2 separate regions of the Mus musculus genome follow, and region 1 is linked to region 2. Evidence: chromatin loops called from intact Hi-C (ENCODE). Cell type or tissue: left cerebral cortex. All regions are shown on one strand. Region 1 overlaps Tmem135 (transmembrane protein 135). Region 2 overlaps Tmem135 (transmembrane protein 135).

What was found. A loop is a pair of places that touch in the nucleus more often than their neighbours do. Peaks named below come from ENCODE experiments on the same cell type or tissue, not always from the same donor. Only the 100,000 strongest peaks of a DNase experiment are listed, where the experiment ranks them.
Region 1: a loop joins it to region 2, with 2.0 times the contacts of the local background. A loop is called at or near these places in 3 of 42 quality-filtered maps.

What each region holds. Positions count from the first base shown.
Region 1 is chr7:89,192,773-89,200,772 of GRCm38, forward strand. It overlaps Tmem135 (transmembrane protein 135), which reads right to left. Exons shown (of 15, transcript NM_028343.5): 6 at 3,341-3,387. Among named protein-coding and RNA genes, the nearest start is that of Tmem135, 140 kb to the right of the region's middle. In left cerebral cortex, no CTCF peak of the experiment used is centred here; a DNase peak (open chromatin) is centred at 91.
Region 2 is chr7:89,243,102-89,251,101 of GRCm38, forward strand. It overlaps Tmem135 (transmembrane protein 135), which reads right to left. Exons shown (of 15, transcript NM_028343.5): 5 at 820-885. Among named protein-coding and RNA genes, the nearest start is that of Tmem135, 92 kb to the right of the region's middle. In left cerebral cortex, no CTCF peak of the experiment used is centred here; DNase peaks (open chromatin) are centred at 4,447 and 5,183; H3K27ac peaks cover 314 bases.

The DNA.
Region 1 (8,000 bases), 50 kb before region 2:
GGTAGTATCAATAAAATCCAGATGCCTTCACTAGTCAGGCAGCTAGCAAAAAGACTGAACAAAACTACAACTGCCAACTATTACTTTCCCCCAGCCTACACATCTAAAGCAATCCAGGATTCTATTTTAACATAAGCCTGTAGAAAATCCTATGGAAAATCACAATCACCATGTATGAGATAATATATGTGAAGAACTATTTAAAAATCTACTAAGAGACCTGTGAAGTTCTTCATTTGGTGTTTCGGTAAGCAGATTGTTGAATGACAAACTCAGTGTGCTGGTTTTTAAGTAAATTCATACATCAGAGATGGATTTCATCAGAAAAAAAATTACGAAATTACTCCCTCAAGTTCTTTTTAAAGAAAAAGGAAAATCATACCAGTACATTTTATCTTTATTGAAATGGGTCTCAGTTTCCTCTTTCCAAGTTATACATCGGGATAAAAACATAAGATGATTTACTGGCACATAAAAATGTTCCTTTATCCTCTTGCCAAAAGACATTAACCATTAAAAGTAGACCTGAGGACAATATCATTTTATATTTAATTATCCAATTTTATGCAATTAGCTTTAAAATACTAACAATAAATTGAATAAATATGTCCACAAATACCTGTGTTTAAATTAAAATGCCATCAGACTTGCCAAATGCCATGTAAAATAACTGTTCATTGCAAACACAAGCCACGTTACAGAAAAGCACAGAACACTGTTGTGTTTGGTTGTAGTACTTTCTAAAGGGCTATATTTTTACCATTGCGCTGAGTTATTCAAACAGACTTCTGCCAAGAACACTACGAATTCAGTGACAGAACTTCTTTGGAGAGAAAAATAGCCCCTTTTCCTCAGAAAATTGAAAGTGTTTATCTTGGCTCCTAAACCTTGTATTGAGACTTCTGGAAAGTATTTAAACTGTTGTCCTTACCTCAGACATTTGGAACTGAAGCAGGAACGGGTCTGTAGCTCTGCACCAAAACACGTATTTATAGGGTTGATTTTTCCCTCTGCACCAAACATACTGGGCTAATGGCAACAGTTTTCAAAATATAATTCCCTACAACCAGGCAACAAACTGGATATTTTTCTACGTATGCAATATATAATACGCTTTTAAACCACAGACTTCTTATGAATGTTAAGAAATACTAAACATTAAACATACTTGTTACACTGAACAGTCCCTTTCTGAAGGCTTGTTTCCTTTTATGACCTGTTAAGATTTTCACAAGATGGAAATTGACTTTACATGGTACCTAACTCCTATGCATGGCAACAAGGTGGGTCTTCTAACTTTGCAACATTTTGAGAACTGATTTTGCTGATAGGTATGGCATATCATCAGACAAGTCAGGACACAAAATTATAACAGCAGACAAAGGTTTGGTTTTTTTTTACAGTGGTATTCTAATAATGTCACTGACACAAATAGGGAGTATGGGGAAATTGATGAAAAGCAATGTTCATGGTTTCTAATTCAGCTTACCAATTAGATTTATTAAAAAGCACAAGAACCAGTGTGCTACAAATTACAATAGCAGGGCACATACAGAGTGACCCCTAAGTGGGGTGTGCGAATCAGTGCAGAGGAGTGCCCTGCCACTCACAGGTTCCGAGTTCAATCAAAACAAAGAATCTAAAGGAAGAAAAGAAAAACTGGGAGGGAGAGAGACACATGCCCTCAATACCACAAAGCTCCAATGACATCTAACACTAAGACCTTCTATAAAATCCTCTGCATCTTATTAGCTCTTTGAAGATGAAATCCTTCCTGCCACACAGCGTTATTGCTTTGCCTCTATCTGATACCCTCCCTAGAAACAGCCAAATCATAATTTTCTGTTTTGTAACAGTAAAACTAAATTAAAATTATCATGCTGTGCTTTATTAAGTATTTGCTAGGATATTCTGGATATGTTTAATTTATTTGAAACTACATCTTACTACAAGTCTGCCGCTGCCTCTATCAACTAAGGACAAATGTTTAAGCTTCGACATTCTTCCTATGACTGAACACCAACAAGCCAATAAAAATTATTTAAAGGAGTATCATATGAGGGCTATAAATGCAAACTAATTAGTATGGCTGAAAGTGAAGATTATGAAGGAGGAGGTGTGAGAGACTTGGGAGGAAGAGAGGAGAGGGAGGGGGAGAAAGGGAGCAGGATCAAGTATAAGAGAAGACAGAGATGACATACAGAGGGTCAAGAATTTGAACAGAGGTGTATAGCAATGGGGGATGGGGAACTGAGGGTAGCCATCAGCAAATTCCAGATGCCAGGAAAGCAAGAGGCTCCCAGGACCCAACAGGGATGAAATTAGCTAAAATGCCCAACAAAGGGGAGGGAGAACCTGTAGAGACCATACCCACAGGTCAGACAAGGCCCCTGGTTGGGGGATGGGGCCACCCACTCATCTCCAAATTCTTAACCCAGAATGGCTCCTGTCCAAAGGAAATACGGAGACAAAGTGTGGAGCAGAGACTGAAGAAAAGGCCATCCAGAGACTGCCCCACCTGGGAATCCATCCCATATACAGACACCAAACCCAGACACTATTGCTGATGCCAAGAAGTGCTTGCTGACAGAAACCTATTATAGCTGTCTCCTGAGAGCCTGACAAACAGAGGCAGATGCTTGCAGCCAACCACTGGAGGAGTTAAGAGAAAGGACTGAAGGAGCTAAAGGGGTTTGCAACCCCATAGGAGGAACAACAATATCAACCAACCAGAACCCCCAGAGCTCCCAGGGACTAAACCACCAACCAAAGAGTACACATGGAGGCGTGGAGGGACCCATGACTCTAGCTGCATATGTTGCAGAGGATGGCATTGTCTGGCATCAATAGGAGGAGAAGCTCTTGGTCCTGTGAAGACTCAATTCCCCAATGTACAGGAATGCCAGGGTGGTGAGGAGGGAGTGGCTCAGTGAGAGGGGGAGCACCCTCATAGAAGCAGGGGGATGGTAAAGGTTCCAGAGGGGAAACCAACAGGGAAAGGGAATAACATTTGAAATGTAAATACATAAAATATTCAATTAAAAAAAAAAGAATTACAACAGAAAAAAAAAGAATAATTTTCAATACTGCTCTAGTCATAGGAAAGTGACAGACACCTTTTGTATTCTTACTTGAGTCAAACTAACACAATCCTCCAAAAAATGTTTCTCCTTTCTGTTTGTTTACTAACAATGATGTAGGATTGTCCTTTAAACTCCTGGGGTTAAGTGAGCAGGAATCCATGCCACTTACTGGTATAATGACATGCGGGAGGGCATACTTTAGTTGAAAGGAATTAGATACTATTTGATACTGAAATAAATTGGTGAATAGAGCATACCTGAAAAAGAACATGTACATGGCCGCTGTGATGCAGAACAAAAGGACCTGCAACAAGGAGGAAACGGATTATTTGCAAAAGGTACTGACTGACATCATCACTTCTATGACTGACAAAAACAAATTATCCACTATTAAATCGCAGGCTTCGTGCAATGCAATGACACAGAAGCTCTCATTACAATGTACATCAACATAAAAGATTATGTACCTCCCAAATATACTGCATTAAGACAGTAACGGACTTGTAAGTATACATAATTATACTATACACATATGGTATATGTATAATCTTCTCTCAGTATCTATGAAAGACTAATTTTAAAAATAATCCAGCCAACTAGCCCACAGATACATGAATCCAAAAATGATAAAAATGTCTTATATAAAATCACATACTATCTGCATATGAATTACATACATCCTCTCACATTTTATATCATCTCTAGATTGTTTATAGTACGCAATAAAACATATAAATTCAATCTACCTATTTTTGAGGGAGTAAAAAGAAAAGGACTATATATGTTCAGTTGAGTTTATCAAATTTTATTAATATTTTAAACAGCAGTTGGTTGAATTTATGGATATGGGACCCATGATACATAAAGCCAACTATACGCACAAAGCTATTAGCAAACATTTATGCCCAGAGGACTCCTATGGACTAGATGGGTGGGAGCAAGGTTCAACAATGAACACCTGTACAACTTGTCTGTAAGAACCCAGATCCTCAAACTGCGGATCAGATCATCAAATGTACATCTTTGATATCGTGTGGACGATGAAAGATATTTTGTATTATAAATTATAGTAGTTTGTAGTTGAAGAGAACTTCAGAATAAACACACATACGCACACACACACACACACACCATGCACACAAACTAAGGTCCTTAAAGACAAGTGATGGCAGATACTTTTTGCAGTAAATGAATGCTGATTCGCAGAGATTCTAGAGGGTACTACACTCCATGGCAGCATAATAAAGGCAAGGAATATATTCATCACACCTAGTGAGGTATTTATCTATGGTGTTCTCTAGTTATTCGGTGACAGGAGGTCTCCCTTTTATTTCATTAGTGTTTCAATTTTTTCACGCTTTGTGATCATTATATATGAAGTGTGTTGCTTATAGGCAACATGTGTGTGTTTCTTGCCTTGTTATTTTTTGCACATGGGCTCTCCCTGTGTACTGTACAGAGTTGGCTAGCCTGGAACTCACTCTAGAACAGGATGGTTTTGACAGAGATCTGCCGGTCTTTGCATCCAACATGCAAAGTGCTAGGATTAAATGCATGGAATATTATGCTCAGCACTTGGTAAAGATCTATCTTTTAATTGGAATATCTGGACTATTTATATATTTGATGTACCTACTAGTATATTCAGATTAAAAATATCTTTGATTTCAATATTGCCCCTTCTATTTTCTTGTTTACCTTTTTCCCATTACCTGAACTAATGGTACTACTTCCTCTCACTGGCTGCCTATACTGATATGTTTTTTGGAGTAGCTTTTAATTTCTAACCCACATCCCCACCACACTGTACCATTTCGTCTACAGGAACTTCACAAGGCACATTCCCATCCCTTTCTCCCCAGCTGTCTTCATGTCACTTCTGTCACCAAACCCCAGCTGGGCATCAAACTCGACACCACATATTAATCGCTTTTCCTTTAAACTGTGTCTGAAATGTTCCCACTATTTGGAAAACTATTCTGGCTGGGTATAGAACTCTAGCTTGCTGAGTCCTGTTCTTACACTGCTCTTTCCACTGTGGACTGTGATGTGCTTTCAGTGACCCTCTATCCCCAACAACTTGTTTGGACTGAGGCTCCATAAAGTATCCTGACTATTTAAGTTTGCTGTCTCAATCACACTTGAAACTTTTCACTCATTATTTGAACAAATGGGATTTTGTTTTTCTGCTCTGCTGTCTTCTCCATCAGAAAATCTAATTACATAATACTAGGCTATCTGAAATCTGCACAGAATTCATGGATGCCAACTTTATTCTCAAAGAAAATCTCCTTTTCTTTTTTTCTCTAAATGTTTTATTTTAGACTTTCTCAAATTGTTTTACATTGACAGTCATTAAGATTTTTTTCCACAATGTATAACTGACAATTATCATAATAGTAAACTTTTCATCTCTAGAAGTGTGACTTGGGTTTTATCCTATCTGCCATGTTCTAACTTTTTAAAGCTATAGGATTTAATTATAACAGCCCTTCTCAATGTCCTTCAATGTAGATTGCTGTCTGTAAGCAGGTGAAAGATTAGGCTAGAGTCTAGTACAGAGACAGAGAGAGAGGAGGACACAAGACAGAACCTATCGGAGAGGAAGAGGAACCAAACCATGCAGACCTGGGAGCCGTAAGTATTGGGGATTTCTTAGATAGGTGATTAAATAATAAGTAGGGTGTGTTTGCCCCATCTAGCTGTGCAGCTTGTGTTTCTATCAATTGAGTTTTGAGTTCATTGTGTGGGCATTTTGTGGGTTGAGAATTTACTGATATAAATCTGACTGACACATTCCAAGCCTCTAGAGCTTTGATTTCACCAGGTTACAGGGATTGTGACAGCTAACCACAGCGGATGAATGAATGGCTGGGAATGTGAGCAGGATCTGCAGCAAGGGAAAGAGCTGGGCGGCCATGGAGATCCTGGTGGGGAAACCTCGATACTAGAACATAGCCGGGGCTAGTGTGGGTGCCTATTTATTTGTTTGTTTTGTTTTGTTTTTCAAATATATATTTCATGTGACACTTGTCTGCTAAATGGCTCTCAGTTCTGGCCTAGTATGGGCTGGATTATCTATTGTGAGTCAGAAAGTCCTGCTTCCCACTGCCCAGTAGTAATTCCTTACTTGATGCCTGGCATCCTGAGCTTCACTTTGATGGGTCTTGGGTATTTCTGGGCTCTAACAAATCTTAACCTTTGTTCTGATACACAAAAAAATTACTTTGGTACAATTTAATCTTTTCAGAAGTTTTAAGAAGATATTTTCGGACAGACCGCATAGTGAGTGCTGTGGTGCGAATTCCGCCATTACTGAATGCATGTGCTTTACCACATCATACGCTGAGAGTTTTCTATAATGTCTGCAAATAGGGAATGAAACTATACTCACAACTGCCTGAATGCCCAGGACACAACTAAGAACCACTAATCTTTTAGGGTGCACCTTTGGGACTTGAGTATTTCCTCCTGTAATGCCCTAATCCATAATGAGCTGAGTACTTTCTACTCCAGCCTTCTGTTCTGTGAATATTGTCCAGGGTGACCTGCCCACATGCTCATTTTATTTCCTCATTCACAGAGTCCTCATCTAGTGACTCCTCCTTGCCTCATGACTCAGAATCATCTCAATACATTAAGCTATGGTAACAATACAGCAGACCATTTGTTTCTCATATCACGGTACCCCTGCTCTTTGATGCCTAATACCATTGGTTTATGTATTCTGTCTATTATTTGCAGCTGTTCTGTTGTTTAGTGAGAAAGTACAATCACTATTAATGTATTTTGGTCAGAAGTAACAGTATGGTTATTGAAGTAAAATTAATGACTATAAAATATTAAATTTATTTTCTCATTCATATTAGTGCTGTATATGGAGCAATTAATAGGTGTATAGAAGAATAGTCACCATCACAAATCGACAGGCACAAGCCACCTTCATCATTACAAAAGTCCAACTGAACATCTCTGGCCAGCTAATGGCATTTTCATCGGTTAGTATGATGAAGTTACAACAGTTCACATATTGTAAGTCTAAATATAAAGTATGAATTGGTACACTTTTAACCTTGTATTTTACAATTTCCTATGAATTAACAAATAATCATCACTTAATTTGTTCATTTATAAAAATTATAATGCCAGTTACATAAGCTACATGCATGAAATGCTAATAATATAATATATAGAAAGCCTAACAAATAGTCACTAGTGCATTATAAATATTCAGTAAATGCTTTCCAGGCTGGAAGATGGCACAATGGTTAGGAGTGATCACTGCTCTTGCAGTTTGTAGTTTCTGGGTTCAATTTCTAGTACTCATGTAGAAACTTAACTGTCTGTAATTCTAGTTTCAGGGGATACAACACCTTTTCTGCCTTTACAAGCACCAAGCACATACATAGAAAACATACATACATGCAGGAAAAACACTAATACAAATAAAGTATAAAAATATTTTTAAAATAAATAAATCCTATTAAGAGGTAAATTCTCTGCAGTGTTCACAAACATTAATTTAAATGATTTTGAAGTTACTATTTTAGATGACTTTTTAAATATTACACTTCAATATGAGTGGACTTCAAAAACAATATTCTAAGTAAAAGAAGCCAGAAACCAAAACTATGTGTTGTATATTATGCCTTTTCTATATGTAATTTCAAAATAGGCAAACCTATTTACAGAAAATAAAATCGTAGTTGCCTAGAGGTGGGGAGTACGTGGTGATGAGAAGAGATCAATATTGAGGACAAGTTATTCTTGGGGAATTATTAAAACCCCATGAAACTGATATTTAAGCTGGCAAATTTCATACTATACAATGTCCCCTGGGTCTAGAGTTACAGACATTAGTCTCAAAGCACAGAGTGCATGTTAGAATTCAGAATCAAATGGGCTAACAGAATGTCT
Region 2 (8,000 bases):
CTTCCACTGTTAAATATTGAACTTACTCAATTAGAAATACTATATTAAATAACAAAGGACTTAACTCCAGGATTGAAAAGGCTGTATTTTATCATTATGCATTTACAGTAAAACAGAAAGAACAAAGCAACAAAATTACATCTGCGACCTAAATATATCTTATTGCAGGAGGAAATTAAGACAGGGTAGCCATTAGGCTGCTAATTTTTGAAGAGAAATTTATTCCAGGTGAAAGACTATTTTTAACTGACAGGGACATATAGAAACATCAAAACTTATAGCCTATAACTTAACTGAGCTGACTCAATAAGACAAAACAAACCCATCTCTCCCCCTCCCACTGTCTCTCGCCAATGAAGACTAAATATTGTAAATTTTATCATAGGAAATAAGTAGCCATTCTGCATAACATAAAAAGGAAGCACAGCTGTCAAGATGGCAGAGTTCTAAGGCACTGAGTTCAGATTGTAGCTCCACTGGAGGTGTGGGTGAGAATCCTACTTCTGACAAAAAAGGAAGCATAAGGGCAAATAATTTTTTAACTGAAATGTCTATAAAAGAAATTAGGAGCCAGAGATGAAATGACTCAGCAATTCCCTTTCAGCCTAAGCTCTGCTAGCACTAGGGAAAAGCAAGGATGGATACACACATCTAGTGCAATGCTCTGCTAGCACTAGGGAGAAGCAAGGATGGATATACACATCCAGTGCAATGCTCTGCATCACAGGGTACCGTGCCCACAGGACATATTGTAAACACTGCTAACCAAGACTTAATGCAAGAATAATAAACACGTTATAACAATATTAAGATTCTTACTTCTCCATTTCTTAACGTCGTGATGGTTCCTCTTGCAACACCCATTCTAAATAGTGTTTCTGTGGCCTGTGAATAAATAAAAAGATATAAATAACTAAATGTATGATGTGTACACAACTGTATATCTCACCAAAACTGTAAAATGACAATACTGTAACATACTCGGTACCTTGAAGAGTGACAAGTCTAAATTATCCCCAGAATGCAGCTTTCAGGCTCCGGGCTTTAAACACCTGATATGAAAGGTTCCTAAAAGTTCTTTATATGCTACATCCATAAGTGCCAGCATTTCAAATATGTTCACTTAGAGACGTGCAACCTTAGCAGAATATAACATATTGTATGCGATTCAGAAGTTGCTGGTTATTCTGAATGTTATTTTCCAACAAATTCATTCAAACTACTTATCTACTTTAAAATACACGGGGGTGGGGGGAATTTAGAAATGTCAGATTTTTCTGAGGAACTGCCAAACTGATTTCCATAGTGGTTGTACCACCTTGCAGTCCCACCAGCAATGGAGGAGTTTTCTGCTTTCTCCACATCCTCGCAAGTATATGCTGTCACCTGAGTTTAAAATTGGACATAGTCCTACTGGAAGATCCAGCAATACCACTCCTAGGCATATACCCAGAAGATGCTCCAACATGTAATAAGGACACATGCTCCACTATGTTCATAGCAGCCTTATTTATAATAGCCAGAAACTGGAAAGAACCCAGATGTCCCTCAACAAAGAAATGGATACAGAAAATGTGGTACATTTACACAATGGAGTACTACTCAGCTACTAAAAACAATGAATTTATGAAATTCTTAGACAAATGGATGAATCTGGAGGATATCATCCCAAGTGAGGTAACCCAATCACAAAAGAACTCACATGATATGCACTCACTGTTAAGTGGATATTAGCCCAGAAGCTCAGAATCCTTCTTAAAAGAAGGAACAAAATACCCATGGAAGGAGTTACAGAGACAAAGTTTGGAGAAGAGACTGAATAAACAACCACAAAACCCAGACACTATGGCAGATGCCAACAATAGCTTGCTGAAAGGAGCCTGATGTAGCTGTCTCCTGAGGGGCTCTGCCAGTGCCTGGCAAATACAGAAGTGGATACTCACAGCCATCCATTGGACAGAGCACAGGGTCCCCAGTGGAAGAGCTAGAGAAAGTACTCAAGGAGCTGAAGGGGTTTGAAGCCCTATAGGAGGAACATCAATATGAACTAACCAGCAACCCCCAGAGCTCCTTAGAACTAAACCACCAATCAAAGAAAACACATGGTGGGGCCTGTGGCTCTAACTGTATATGTAGCAGAGGATGGCCTAGTCAGTCATCAATAGGAGGAGAGGCCCGAGGTCCTGTGAAGGTTCTATGCCCCAGTATAGGGGAATGCCAGGGCCAGTGGGTGGGTTGTTTGGGGGGGGGGAATTCGGAGGGGAAACTGGAAAAGGAGATAACATTTGAAATGTAAATAAAGAAAATATCTAATTATAAAAAAAGAGAGAAGAGAGAAAGAGAGAGAGAAGAAAAAGAAATGTCAGAATAACAACCCAGTCATTGATGTCTACAAATCAGCAAAAATCATAAAAGAACATTAAGGAAACAATTTCATTTACAAAGGCATTAAAAAGTAAAAATCTTAACAAAAGAATTTAATCATGGAGGTTTAAAAGAAGTGTGCACTTTAAACAACAAAATCCAAACTTTAAGACACAAATAAATGCAAATACATCTTCTGTTCTTGTGTTTGGAAGACTTAGTATGAAGGTGTTAAAACTATCCAAAACAATTTAGATATTCAATTCCTGTAAAATTCCAATAACATTATTTTATAAAAATGCTTAAAACTCACTGAAAACTTCCTAACTAGAAGTAAGGTGAGAAAAGGTATAGATTTGCTTGGTTTTAAATAATAGCTACAAGGTAAATTTGAGTAGAATCCAGTGATCATTAAATTCTATTTTAAGCACATTTTCTGTTTTTCCATGATGCAAGCATCTTAACCAAGCTCCCATCATCTACAGCACAAAGCCGACAGCAGCCACAACGGAATCAAGAGCAAATGTGGGAATGATGGTGAGCATAGGAAATCCCAGCACTCTCTCAGAAACCCAAACCAAAACACCTAAGGACCACAATGTATTCAGTTCATGAAAAGCTGCCTGCAAGGGCATGGGCAAGAAATGAGCAGCCTGCTACTCATTTAAACCCCGTGCATAGGATTCACAGTCATGCAACTTTAAGGTTTTTAAACTTTCAAAGAAGTCATCTGCTCATCAGCGAACAGTTTTCCAGGCAAGGCCAACTGAGCCACAGATGCAGCTTCTTCCTCCGTGAGGACGGGAACGAGGCTGCGGAAGGCCATCCATCCTTTAAGATGACCAAAAAGGTGAGGAAAGACTGAGTCACAGCTAGAAAGTCAGAGATAAGAGAGAGGACAGACACCGGCACAGTATCTTTTTTATTATTTAATTTTTGATTCCTTGTAAATTTCACATCAATGGACTAATCTCACTCATTTGCCTGACCCTTTATACCTGTCCTCTGCCCTTGCAACCAAACTACCAAAAGAAAAAAGAAAAGAAAAACCTCTTGTCATGGATGCTGAAGTGTGTCTCCGTGTGCCCCACAGTAAATGCTCTTTTGTCCACACTTCTTTCCTTGTAAATGTTCGCTGCAATGAGTTATTGGTCTACTTTGAGGTCTCTGGCTTCTACTACACTAGCAATACTGGATTCTCACTGTGGGGAGCGGGTGTGGCGGTAGTCCCAAGATGGCGCCCGGGACTGCAGCCAAGTCTTATGACTTGCACCTGACTTCCTCATACACCCGAAAATAAGCCACGTCCATCATGAGAGCTGCGCAGGTGCACCATGACACAAGATCAGGCCATTTGACGAAGGCCAATGAAGTGAGATTATGCGGACTGAGCTAATGGGGCGTGGTTAAGGGGTTATATAAGGGATTGCGATTGGGGGCTAGAGGAGAGTCCTGCTTGCATGTTGAAAGGTTCCTGAATAAACTGCTTTGAGAAGAACGCTGTGTCGTCTGCTGGTCGGAGACAGAAGCAACACCTCACTAGGACTCCTCTCCAGAGATTACCCAGGTTTTGCCCTATGTCATGGAGACTACTTGACCGTTAAAAACTCAGATATGTATCTTCACAAGCTCGAGCAGTCAGGAGAGCAAGAGCAAGCCAGCCCTTGCATGGGCAGCACACTAGAGCTAGCCCTGCTGGCATGAGCAGGTAAGCCAGCCCTGAGGGCATGAGAGCAAGATGGGCTCTACCCATCTGTTGCTGGCTGCAACACTGAGCAAGCAGCCAGGGCAGTGCTGAGAGCTCATCCTTATGGTGCAGGTAGGTGCAAGAGAGTGGTAGACTGACCAGCTCAACTATTACCCAGGCCAGACCTAAGGCTTTGAGTTGGTCACAGTATTTTTTTAAATCTACATGTTGAGTTTTTAATGGTCATATAGAAAGTGGGTGGCCAGAAAGGAAGGAGGAACAGAGGGAGTCCAGAGACTGAGCAAGAATGAGCCTGCAGAGGCTGGAGTTACAAGTATGCACAGCACTCTATAAATGGTGCCACAAGGAAAACATAAATAAACCTGAGCTCTCCCTCCTACTCCCTGCTTTACCTCTGCTTTACCCAATCCCTTTTGCTCCTCTTTTCTCTCTGAATAAAGAAAGAATAATCTTGGGAGAATGACAAAAATGACTTTAAGGCAGAATGACAGTACATAACATATGCAAAAAGAAAACAAGGAGATGGAAGAGAGGAGGTGGCCTAGGAATGAAGTCAAGCAGAGGCTGGAAAACATTCATTGCTGTTGGACTAAATCTAGAGCTACAACAAAGGAAGGAGGCAACTTACAAGTTGTCGAGGCAAAGCAAGTCTACGCATAGGGCATATGGGGCCTGGGTCGGACTGTCAATTGGACTTAACTGCTAAAGCAAAATTTGTAAATAAGAACAACCTTTTGTGCATTTGTTTAGATGGGAGGTTACAATCCCTAGAGTTCCTATGCACAAGCCAACACACATAGATCTGGGACGTGGAGGAGCTGACATCAAAATGTGAACATAAAAAAATTTAAAAACTAAAATCTTTTAGGACAGTCTGCTAAGTTGCAAAAATACAGTACAATTTCAATATAATTTGATAAGAGATTCAAAGTAGACCATTGTTGAGAAAGGAGTTGTTCACATACTCCCAACATAAATTATACATCAATGAGTTCACCGATAGATTTTACTGAAGCACATAAAACTAGCTGAAAGATCTACTTGTAAAACTGTCACCAATGACGCATTTGCTTTTACTCTACTCTCGGTGACAGGCATGCCGCAGTGTGCCATACATCTTCCGGTTTCTGTTAAAACCAGACAACTCAGGAAGGTGATTTCATAGAGGAAGCCTGGAAGGCGGATGTAGCAAGCAATCACTTGAGATAAAGTAAACAATGGTTTCTCAAAACCGGATCAAATTACTCTTATGTCTCAAATCACAGATAAAAGGGAAAGCTATCTAGGGAGACATGATTTGAAGACAAAATTCTTTTTCTTTAATATCCAAATGAACTTGATCCAAATCTCATCTTTAGTACTCAAATCAACTGACTTGCCACCTCTTTCCACTAGTAGTTTAAGTATGTCTCAATCTAAAAGCATCCTGCCAGTAAAGCTAAGCTGCCCTGGGTTCTATTGGAAAGCACTGGAGTGTGTAATTTTCCTCTGACCTCTACCTGAAGGGTTTTAATTTACTTGTACCTAAGCCAGTGCTAACAAGTGTGGGAGGGAAGTGGATGGGGTAGAAGACTGTCAGTACTTGTAACTATCTCACAGAAAATTGTTTTTAAAAATGTTCCACTCCTAGAGTTTTCATTCCACTTAAGATGTTTAATACTAACCATTCATTTGACATTTCCTATGTGACTATGGGTGGGTAGATATCTACAAATCCTTGTTATAAAACACTATCAAGAAAGACTACTTTTTAATAATAATACCAGATAAGAAATTCAATCTCATAGATCCTAGATGCAATACTAAGTTTAAGACTGTGAATGTATGTGCCTGTGTGTGCATGTGGGCGTGTCAAAAAATCTATAGAAATGTATGGAGAAGAAACAGCAGTAGTAATCTCAAGGGATTTTCTTTATCCTTGATTTTCTAATATTTCTCTCTGTCCATTTGTTACTCTCTACCCAGGGGGTAGGATATGTCCTACAACTCCAGAGGACAGATGAAACTACAGAGAATATCATGCTATATATGCATATATGGATATGTGCATGTACACATCAAATGCTTTCATATATTTTATGGAAATTTATAACTTCTAAATTAGACATAATATAAGATGAAAAAAATTATTGAAAAAATTAACAATACCAGTCACGTATTAATTAAATCCTGAATTATATATTTTCAGAATTTTATACTTAATGTTTGGTACCTTTAATAGTTAAATTTAAGCATTGTCTTCATGTGTAAATTATTATAAATACTTTCATTCAGTAATTTTGGATGAGAAACTGGCCAGGAGCTATTTTAGAAGGGGCAAATTCCCATGTGCCTTTGACTGTTTTTCCTAATACTCGAGCTTTTATCCTATTTTCTGTAAGAGAAACCACTTGAAGAACTCTCTAACTCACTATTATTAGACGAGGTCTGCCTGTCCCTGTGCTAGGGCACTGGGCAGATAGTAAACCGTGTTAAAGCACTGAGAAATCAACAGAAGTGGTAAAAAGTTCTTTAGATTCTTAGTGTAATGATTGTTTTTGATATACATTTTCTTGCAAATATACAAAAATGTTGTGAGATGGGACAATCCAATTCCTGAACTGGCAATGTTGGACTCTCCATTGCTACATAGCAGTCCCCAACCAAAAAACCTGTAGTCAAACAGATAGCTGGACTTTCAAGTACCAGAACCACCCAGAGAGTGTTAGCATTCAATTCATGGCTCCAGAAAACTATGCAATGAGAGCAGATGATTGCTGAAGATCCTTAGAGTGAAAACGTGGGCTATATACAAGAATTTTTACTAGCTTTTTGTTTTCCCAACCTTTGGTGAATTCTAATAATGTTGAAGACAGCTGAAGGAGCAAAAGGAGCAAGAAACCAAGAAAGAAAACTGGGGTAAGAACAAGGGAAATGGTAAAAATAGAACAGAAAGCTTAGCTCTTGGTTAAATATCTACATAAAGCCAGAAAAGAAAAATGGAAAGACTTAGTCACTGGAAGAATTCCAGAGAAATATCGGGCCTGTAGGCAAGCGTCACAGAGGGTTCACCTCCAGGACCTTTAACACTGGCCCCTATCTAGGACTAATCGCAGGCCTGCTAGAAGATGCCACGGCAACTTTTAACAAAAGTTCCTACACAAGAGATGCAAAATCAGAGGACAGACAGCAGTGGCTGCTGCTCATGCCTGAGAACATAGTATGTACAAAGGGCAATGATGATAATGGTGAGGAGGAGGGTGGTAGTGGTGGTGATGGTGATGACAGAGGAGAAGTTGAGCATGAAGTATGTGAATTTCCAATTTAGAGCCAGATGACATGCCCAATACAACTCTATTTATGTGTCTAAAGATAATCTAAAACTCAAGTCAACAACTCAGTGCTGTTGAAAATTACACACTCTACCACACTACGATGCAAAGACCCACTAATTTGATGTTTACATTCTGAGCAATGATGACAGGCAAATACGATAAGTCTTTTGTAGTCTCCCCTCCCCTAGCCTGAAACCTGCTTGCTCGGGGTGGAGCTTCCTGCTCATTCGTTCTGCCACGCCCACTGATGGAACCTGCGGAGCCACACACGTGCACCTTTCTACTGGACCAGAGATTATTCGGCGGGAATCGGGTCCCCTCCCCCTTCCTTCATAACTAGTGTCGCAACAATAAAATTTGAGCCTTGATCAGAGTAACTGTCTTGGCTACATTCTTTTCTCTCGCCACCTAGCCCCTCTTCTCTTCCAGGTTTCCAAAATGCCTTTCCAGGCTAGAACCCAGGTTGTGGTCTGCTGGCCGGACACAACAGTCTTTACTTTCCATAATTAAACCATTATTTCTCTGCCACAGCAGAAAACTTTGTACAGTGAAAACAGTATGATTCAAAACACAATACACTTGAATACGAGCACACTCATTTCATGAGGCATCTG